Linked DNA regions of Homo sapiens: region 1 is linked to region 2. Evidence: read pairs that join two places in POLR2A ChIA-PET (ENCODE). Cell type or tissue: endothelial cell of umbilical vein. All regions are shown on one strand. Region 1 overlaps ZMYND15 (zinc finger MYND-type containing 15). Region 2 overlaps PELP1 (proline, glutamate and leucine rich protein 1).

Region 1 (4,000 bases), 61 kb before region 2:
ACATTTTACATCAGGATGCAGCACATACACATATAAGCATATATCGTATGTATAACAAATGTTTCACAAAATAGTTATTAATTATACATGTGATACATATTTTTATCTATTCTATTTCATTAAAAAAAGATGCTGCTTGAGGCTCACTAAATTGACTTCATGATCCACACAAAATTGTATAAACCTGCATTTTGGAAATCTTGTCCTGGACTAGGGGCTGGCAGACTTTCTGCAAAGGATCTGTTCATAAATATTTCAGACGTTGTAGGTCATATAGGGATTCTGCTGCAATTGCGGCACTCAAACCCTGCCGTTTGCATCCAGAAAGTAACCACGGACAATACAGAAAGAAATGGTTGTGGCTCTGCTTCAATATAAATTTATAGACCCTGTAATTTGAATTTCGAATAATTTTCTCGTGAAATCTTCTTTTTTTTTTTTTTTGAGACGGAGTCTCGCTCTGTCACCCAGGCTGGAGTGCAGTGGCGCAATCTCGGCTCACCGCAAGCTCTGCCTCCTGGGTTCACGCCATTCTCTCGCCTCAGCCTCCCAAGTAGCTGGGACTACAGGTACCCGCCACCAAGCCCGGCTAATTTTTTGTTTTTGTATTTTTAGTAGAGACGGGGTTTCACCGTGTTAGCCAGGATGGTCTCGATCTCCTGAACTCGTGATCCGCCTGCCTCGGGCGCCCAAAGTGCTGGGATTACAGGCGTGATGGGATTACAGGCATGAGCCCGGCTGTGAAATCTGATTATTAGATTACGAGCCATGCAAAAACAAAAGGTGGGCTACATTTGGCTGGAAGCCGTAGTTTACTGATCCCTGCCCTAAACTGTAAGCTTTATGGAGGCAGAGACCATTATGTGTCTTTTTTCCCCATTGCGTCGCTAAGGTTCGGCACAAAGCCTTGTGTATTCAATCAATAGTTGGTAAGTGAATTATTAAAGAGCAATTTGTATATTAAGCATTTTTATTACAAAAGCACTTGTGTTCATGGAAGAAAAATGAGCAGTCCAGCTAAATAAAATGAATAAACAAATCCTTAGTAACCCCACCACTGGGAGATAACCACATCCTTTCCTATTGTTATGTAATAGATGTCAGGAGTTAGGAAAAGCTTATTTTTTGGCCAACGGAGTGGTGAAAAGGTCTATTTCTCCTCAGTCCACGAGAGACCCAGGCTTCCCCTTTCTGGCTGTAGGAGGTGAAGCTGAGAGAAAAGATGAGGAGGGAGGGTTGAAAGTATGGGGGGAAAGCAATCTGATAAGCAGTTAACGAGCTCCTACTGTATGCTGCCATATGCCCGGCCAGGCTAGACCCTGGGGGATAGAGGTAGCACCCACCCCTTCTGGGTTGACCGTTGAAAGGGTAGACAAGAAATTGTGTGATAAAGGTCATCAAAGGGCATATGCAAGGTGCTATGAGGGCTTAATAGGGAGAGGGGTGTCTAACCTCATCTGGGGGTCAGGAAATGCTTCCTTTCCTAAGGAAGTGACATTTAGGCTGCCACCTAGGCTAAGAATTAGTTGAGCAAGAACATGGGAAGTTCTGGCCAGGTGCAGTGGCTCACACCTGTAATCCCAGCAGTTTGGGAGGCCGAGGTGGGTGGATCACCTGAGGTCAAGAGTTGGAGACCAGCCCGGCCAACATGGTGAAACCCCGTCTCTACCAAAAATACAAAAATTAGCTGCACGTGGTGGCAGGCGCTTGTAGTCCTAGCTACTTGGGAGGCTGAGGCAGGAGAACCACTTGAACCCGGGAGGCGGAGGTTGCAGTGAGCCAAGATTGTACCACTGTACTCCATCCTGGGCAATAAGAGCGAAACTCCATCTCAAAAACAAAACAAAACAAAAAACACATGGGAAGTTCCACAGTGAGAGAGCGCGTCTTTATTTAGAAGCATCTGGCTGCAGAGTTGACAGGGGAAGGAAATGGCATGAGATCAGCCTGCAGAGGTTGGCAGGGACCACATCAGCAGAACCTTGTCATCTCGATCTAACTACTGGTTGACAGGAACTGAAGAAGATAAATGAACACATGAAAAAACACCCTGAGGAAGTAATCAGCCAGCTCCTGAGTGAGGAACATTTTACGGGACAAATGATTCTGTGTCTTGTCAAATCAGTGTCATGAAATAAAAAATAAAAGCCAAGGAGGTATGTTACAAAATGAAAGAGACTTAAGAGTAACATCAACAGGGCTGGGTGCGGTGGCTCACGCCTATAATCCCAGCACTTTGGGAGGCCGAGGCAGGCGGATCACGAGGTCAAGAGATTGAGACCATCCTGGCCGACATGGTGAAACCCTGTCTCTACTAAAAATACAAAAATTAGCTGGGCGTGGTGGCGTGCGCCTGTAGTCTCAGCTACTTGGGAGGCTGAGGCAGGAGAATTGCGTGAACCCAGGAGGCGGAGGTTGCAGTGAGCCGAGATTGCACCACTGCACTCCAGCCTGGGCGACTGAGCAAGACTCCTTCTCAAAAAAAAAAAAGAGTAACATCAACAGGACTTAATTGTTCACCTTAATCCCTTGGTTAAGGTGGTATCTGCCAGGTTTCTCCTCTGTTTTTCCCTATCTATACTCAGTGACTGAAGTCATTAAGGGCAGCCCACACTGTTAAGAGCTAAGGGAAGTCACTGAAGGGACTGAAGCGAGGGAGAAATGAGGTCAGATGTCTTTTTTTTTTTTTTTTGAGACAGAGTCTCACTCTGTCACCCAGGCTGGAGTGCAGTGGCGCGATCTTGGCTGCCACCTCCACCTCTCAGGTTCAAATGATTCTCCTGCCTCAACCACCTGAGTAGCTGGGATTACAGGCCCATGCCACCACACCCGGTTAATTTCTTTTCTTTTCTTTTTTTTTTTTTTTTGAGATGGAGTTTCACTCTTGTCCCCCAGGCTGGAGTGCAATGACGCGATCTCGGCTCACTGCAACCTCCGCCTCCCAGGTTCAAACGATTCTCCTGCCTCAGCCTCCCAAGTAGCTGGGATTACAGGCATGTGCCACCATGCCCGGCTAATTTTGTATTTTTAGTAGAGACGGGGTTTTCTCCATGTTGGCCAGGCTGGTCTCGAACTCCTGACTTCAGGTGATCCACCTGCCTCGGCCTCCCAAAGTGCTGGGATTATAGGCGTGAGCCACCGTGCCCGGCCCTCAGATGTCTTTTTTTGAGGAGGAATACTCTGGGCTGCAATGTGGCGATGAGATACGGTGGAGTTTGCAGCAGGAATGGACATACCTTGATGGACTTGAGTGATTTCAGAAGAGCTCAGCAGGAGTTGATTATTGAATACGAGGTGGTGAGAAAAGGTGGAGTTGGGTGGCTGGGGCCTTTCACTGAATCCAAACCAAGGATCTGTGTGGTCCCAGGAGGTTGATTGCTTCTCCCGCCCCCAGGAAGAAGCCACTTTCCTTGCCTTGGGGCCGGTCCCTGAGGGTTACCGGGGCTGGAAAGTGACTAGCCAACACATAATTAGGAGAACCATGGGATTACCAAGGAGGGTCACAATCCCTGACTGTGAGTTAAAGAAATGACAGCCGTTGAGGGGACTAAAAGGGTCTGGGGGAAAGTAAGTCATCCCTAACTCCTTTTCCGATGCGGGCGGATCACCTGAGGTCAGGAGTTCGAGACCAGCCTGGCCAATATGGCGAAACCCTGTCTCTACTAAAAATACAAAAATTAGCCGGGTGTGGTGGCGCATGCATGTAATCCCAGCTCCGGAGGGTGAGGCAGGAGAATCGCTTTAACCCGGGAGGCAGAGGTTGCAGTGAGCCGAGATCGTGTCCCCTGCACTCCAGCCTCGGTGACAAGAGGGAAACTCCGTCTCAAAAAACAAACAAACAAAAAAATCTTTCTCTTCGTTCCCAGTTTAATGGCCCAATTATGAGCGTGTAATCAAAAGATCCATGACTCAGTGGTTTCAAACAAGTAATTTTATTTACCTTTTCATGTTTTACCAACCTGTCCTCCCCCTAGGCCTTGAGTGTTTTCACGTTTTCCTT
Region 2 (4,000 bases):
TTGTCAGATGCATAGTTTGTGAAGATTTTCTCCCGCTTTGTGGGTTGTTTACTGATTATTTGTTTTGCTGTGCAGAGGCTTTTTAGTTAAGTCCCATCTATTTATCTTTGTTTTTGTTGCTTTTGGATTCTTGGTCATGAACTCTTTGCCTAAGCCAATGTCTAGAAGGGTTTTTCTGATGTTATCTTCTAGAATTGTTATGGTTTCAGGTCTTAGATTTAAGTCCTTGATCCATCTTGAGCTGATTTTTGTGTAAGGTGAGAGTGATCCAGTTTCATTCTTCTACATGTGGCTTGCCAATTATCCCAGAACCATTTGTTGAAAAGGGTGTCCTTTCCCCACTTGTTTTTGTTTGCTTTGTTGAAGATCAGTTGGGTGTAAGTATTTGGCTTTATATCTGGGTTCTCCCTTCTGTTCCATTGGTCTATGTGCCTATTTTTATATCAGTATCATGCTGTTTTGGTAACTGTAGCCTTGTAGTATATTTTGAAGTCAGGTAATGTGATGCGCCCAGATTTGTTCTTTTTGCTTAGCCTTGCTTTGGCTTTATGGGATCTTTTTTGGTTCCATATAAATTTTTGGATTGTTTTTTCGAGTTCTGTGAAGAATGATGGTGGTATTTTGGTGGGAATTGCATTGAATTTGTAGATTGCTTTTGGCAGTATGGCCATTTTCACAATATTGATTGTACCTATCCATGAACATGGATGTGTTTCCATTTGTTTGTGTCGTCTGTGATTTCTTTCAGCAGTGTTTTGTAGTTTTTCCTTATAGAGGTCTTTCACCTCCTTGGTTAGGTGTATTCCTAAGTATTTTATTTTATTTTTTGCAGCTGTTGTAAAGGTGGTTGAGTTCTTGATTTTATTCTCAGCTTAGTTGCTGATGGTGTTTAGCAGTGCTGCTGATGTGTATACATTGATTTTGTATCCTGAAACTTTACCGGCTTCATTTATTGGATCTAGGAGCTTTCTGGATGAGTCTTTAGGGTGTTCTAGGTATATGATCATATCACTGGTGAATAACGACAGTTTGACTTCCCCTTTACCGATTTAGATGTCCTTTATTTCTTCCTTTCTTCCTTTTTTTTTTCTTTTAGATGGAGTCTCTCATTCTGTTGCCCAGGCTGTAGTGCAGTGGCACAGACTTGGCTCACTGCACCCTCCGCCTCCTGGGTTCAAGCAATTCTTCTGCCTCAGCCTCCCAGGTAGCCGGGATTACAGGTGCCTGCCACCCCGCCCGGCTAATGTTTGTATTTTTAGTAGAGATAGGGTTTCGCCATGTTGGCCAGGCTGGTCTCAAACTCCTGACCTCAGGTGATCTGACTGCCTCGGCCTCCCTAAGTGCTAAGACTACAGGTGTGAGCCACTGTGCCTGGCCTAGACGCCCTTTATTTCTTTCTCTTGTCTGATTGCTCTGGCTAGGACTTCCAGTACTATGTTGAATAGAAGTGGTGAAAGTGGGCATCCTTGTCTTGTTCCAGTTCTCAAGGGGAATGCTTTCAACTTTTCCCTGTTCAGTATAAGGTTGGTTGTGCGTTTTTCATACTTTGTTGCTCTTTTAACGTTTTAATTTTTTTCCCCTACTTTTACATCCTTTGATAACATCTCCACTTAGTTATTTAACAAGCATTTTCTGAGCACATATAGCAGGCAGTGTACCAAGCTCTGGAGAGACAGTGAGATGTACATGGACCCTGCTTTCATGGTACTCAGAGTCTAGCGCTTTTTCTATGAAGTAAATGTTTACAAATAGGAAATGTTTATGCTTTGTGAACCACATATAGTTTCTATTGTATATTGTTTATTTTCCAATCCTTTAAAATGTAAAAGCCATTCTTAGTTTGTGGGCCATGCAAAAACAGGCACCCATAGACCATCATTTACTGATTCCTGTTCTAGTTGAAGATACTTTTTTTTTTTTTTTTTTTTTTTGAGATGGAGTCTTGCTGTGTTGCCTAGGCTGGAGTGCAGTGGCGTGACTGCCTCAGCCTCCCAAGTAGCTGGGACTACAGGCTCCCGCCACCACACTTGGCTAATTTTTTGTATTTTTCGTAGAGATGGGGTTTCACCATGTTAGTCAGGATGATCTCGATCTCCTGACCTCATGATCTGCCCACCTTGGCCTCCCAGAGTGCTCGGATTACAGGTGTGAGCCACCACACCCAGCGAAGATACTTTAATTGAATAATTATATAAATGAATGTGAAGTGATAAACTGAGGTAGGTGCTGTGGAGGTAAAGACTATAGTTCTTGGAAAACATGTAACAGGAGAATCTGACTTCAGCTGGGGTGGTGTGGGTGTTTGTGATCAGGGCCAGCAGTCCAGGGAGAGCTTTTCTGAACTGATCAATAGAAGTTAATTGGGTTAAGAAAGTGTTCTAATGTGCCAAAGCCATGAGAGAAGAGGAGCATGGCCTGTTTGAAGAATTCCAGCATGTGGCTAGAATTGATGAGATGTGGCTGGGGAGATAGGAAGACTGGGGACCAAGTTGTGTATGGCCTTATAGACCATGCTAAGGGTTTTGGCTTTTATTCTTGGAGTAGTGGCAACTCATGGAAGGTTTTAAGCAGGGATGAGGAGGTGGTGGTGGTGATTGAAAGTATCTCTCTGAGGCCAGGCGTGGTGGCTCACGCCTGTAATCCCAGCAGTTTGGGAGGCCGAGGTGGGCGGATCACCTGAGGTCGGGAGTTCGAGACCAGCCTGGCCAACATGGTGAAACCCTGTTTCTACTAAAAATACAAAAATTAGCCAGGCATGGTGGCAGGCACCTGTAATCCCAGCTACTTGGGAGGCTGAGGTGGGAGAATTGCTCTAACCCGGGAGATGGAGGTTGCAGTGAGCCGAGATCGCGCCACTGCACTCCAGCCTGGGTGACAGAGCGAGACTCCATCTCAAATAAGAAAGAAAGAAAGAAAATATATCTCTGGCTGCCTGTGGATAATGGATTAGAAAGGAACAGATTGGAAGCAGAAACTCTATGTAGATGGCTGCTAAAGTAATCTAGGAGAACATTCATAGTAGCTTGGACTAGGGTTGTGGCAGTAGAACTGATGAGAACGATACAGGTTTGAGACAGATTTAGTGTCAGAGTGGCAGATGCTGAGGATAGATTAGCATCGAGTAGAACACATGTCCAGGGTGACTCCTGGATTCCTGAACACTGGAAGACAGGTTTGGAGGTGTGGGAAGAAAATACCATGGCTGTGGCCTTGAGCATTCAGTAGAAGCACCATTAGTAACTATCCCCCTGATCCGGCATCAGTGGAAGTGGCCGGGCATCTCAGTGTAGCCTTGATGGTTCAGTGGGTGGAGGCTTTAGTTGGCTTTTTTTTGAGGTGGAGTCTCGCTCTGTGGCCCAGGCTGGAGTGCAGTGGCGCGGTCTCGGCTCACTGCAACCTCCACCTCCCGGGTTCAAATGATTTTCCTGCCTCAGCCTCCTGAGTAGCTGGGATTACAGGCGCCTATCACCACACCCGGCTAATTTTTGTATTTTTAGTAGAGACGGGGTTTCACCATGTTGGCCAGGCTGGTCTTGAACTCCTGACCTCAAGTGATCCACCCACCTTGGCCTTCCAAAGTGCTGGGATTACAGGTGTGAGCTACCAAGCCCAGCCCTTTTTTTGTTCTTTTTTTTTTAAGACATGGTTTCATTTTGTCACCTGGGCTAGAATATAGTGGTGTGATCATGGCTGACTGCAGCCTTGACCTCTGGTGCTCACATCAGTACCCCCCACCGCACCCACCAATAGCTGGGACTACAGGCGTGTACCACCACCCCCCGCTAATTAAAACATTTTTTTTTGTACAGATGGGTTCTTGCTATATTGTCCAGGCTGGTCTCGAACTTCTGGGCTCAAGCAGTCCTCCCACCTTGGCCTCCCAAAGTGTTGGGATTACAGGCAGGTGCTACCGTGCCTGGCCTGGCATCTTTTACTAGGGGGAAGAGTCTTCAGTGTTTAGATGGCAGTTGAAGCTGAGGATGAGGTGATCAAAATGAGC

What was found. Peaks named below come from ENCODE experiments on the same cell type or tissue, not always from the same donor. Only the 100,000 strongest peaks of a DNase experiment are listed, where the experiment ranks them.
Region 1: POLR2A ChIA-PET joins it to region 2 with 9 read pairs; 5 of 35 experiments call an interaction of 5 or more read pairs at or near these places.

Annotation. Positions count from the first base shown.
Region 1 is chr17:4,746,030-4,750,029 of GRCh38, reverse strand. ZMYND15 (zinc finger MYND-type containing 15) reads right to left here. Exons shown (of 14, transcript NM_001136046.3): 14 at 3,917-4,000. Among named protein-coding and RNA genes, the nearest start is that of CXCL16, 8.1 kb to the right of the region's middle. In endothelial cell of umbilical vein, no CTCF peak of the experiment used is centred here; a DNase peak (open chromatin) is centred at 1,949; H3K27me3 peaks cover 534 bases.
Region 2 is chr17:4,685,430-4,689,429 of GRCh38, reverse strand. All of the region lies in intron 3 of PELP1 (proline, glutamate and leucine rich protein 1), which reads left to right. Among named protein-coding and RNA genes, the nearest start is that of PELP1, 17 kb to the left of the region's middle. RefSeq lists enhancers at 1,151-1,320, 2,145-2,314, 2,553-2,722, 2,766-2,935. In endothelial cell of umbilical vein, no CTCF peak of the experiment used is centred here; no DNase peak of the experiment used is centred here.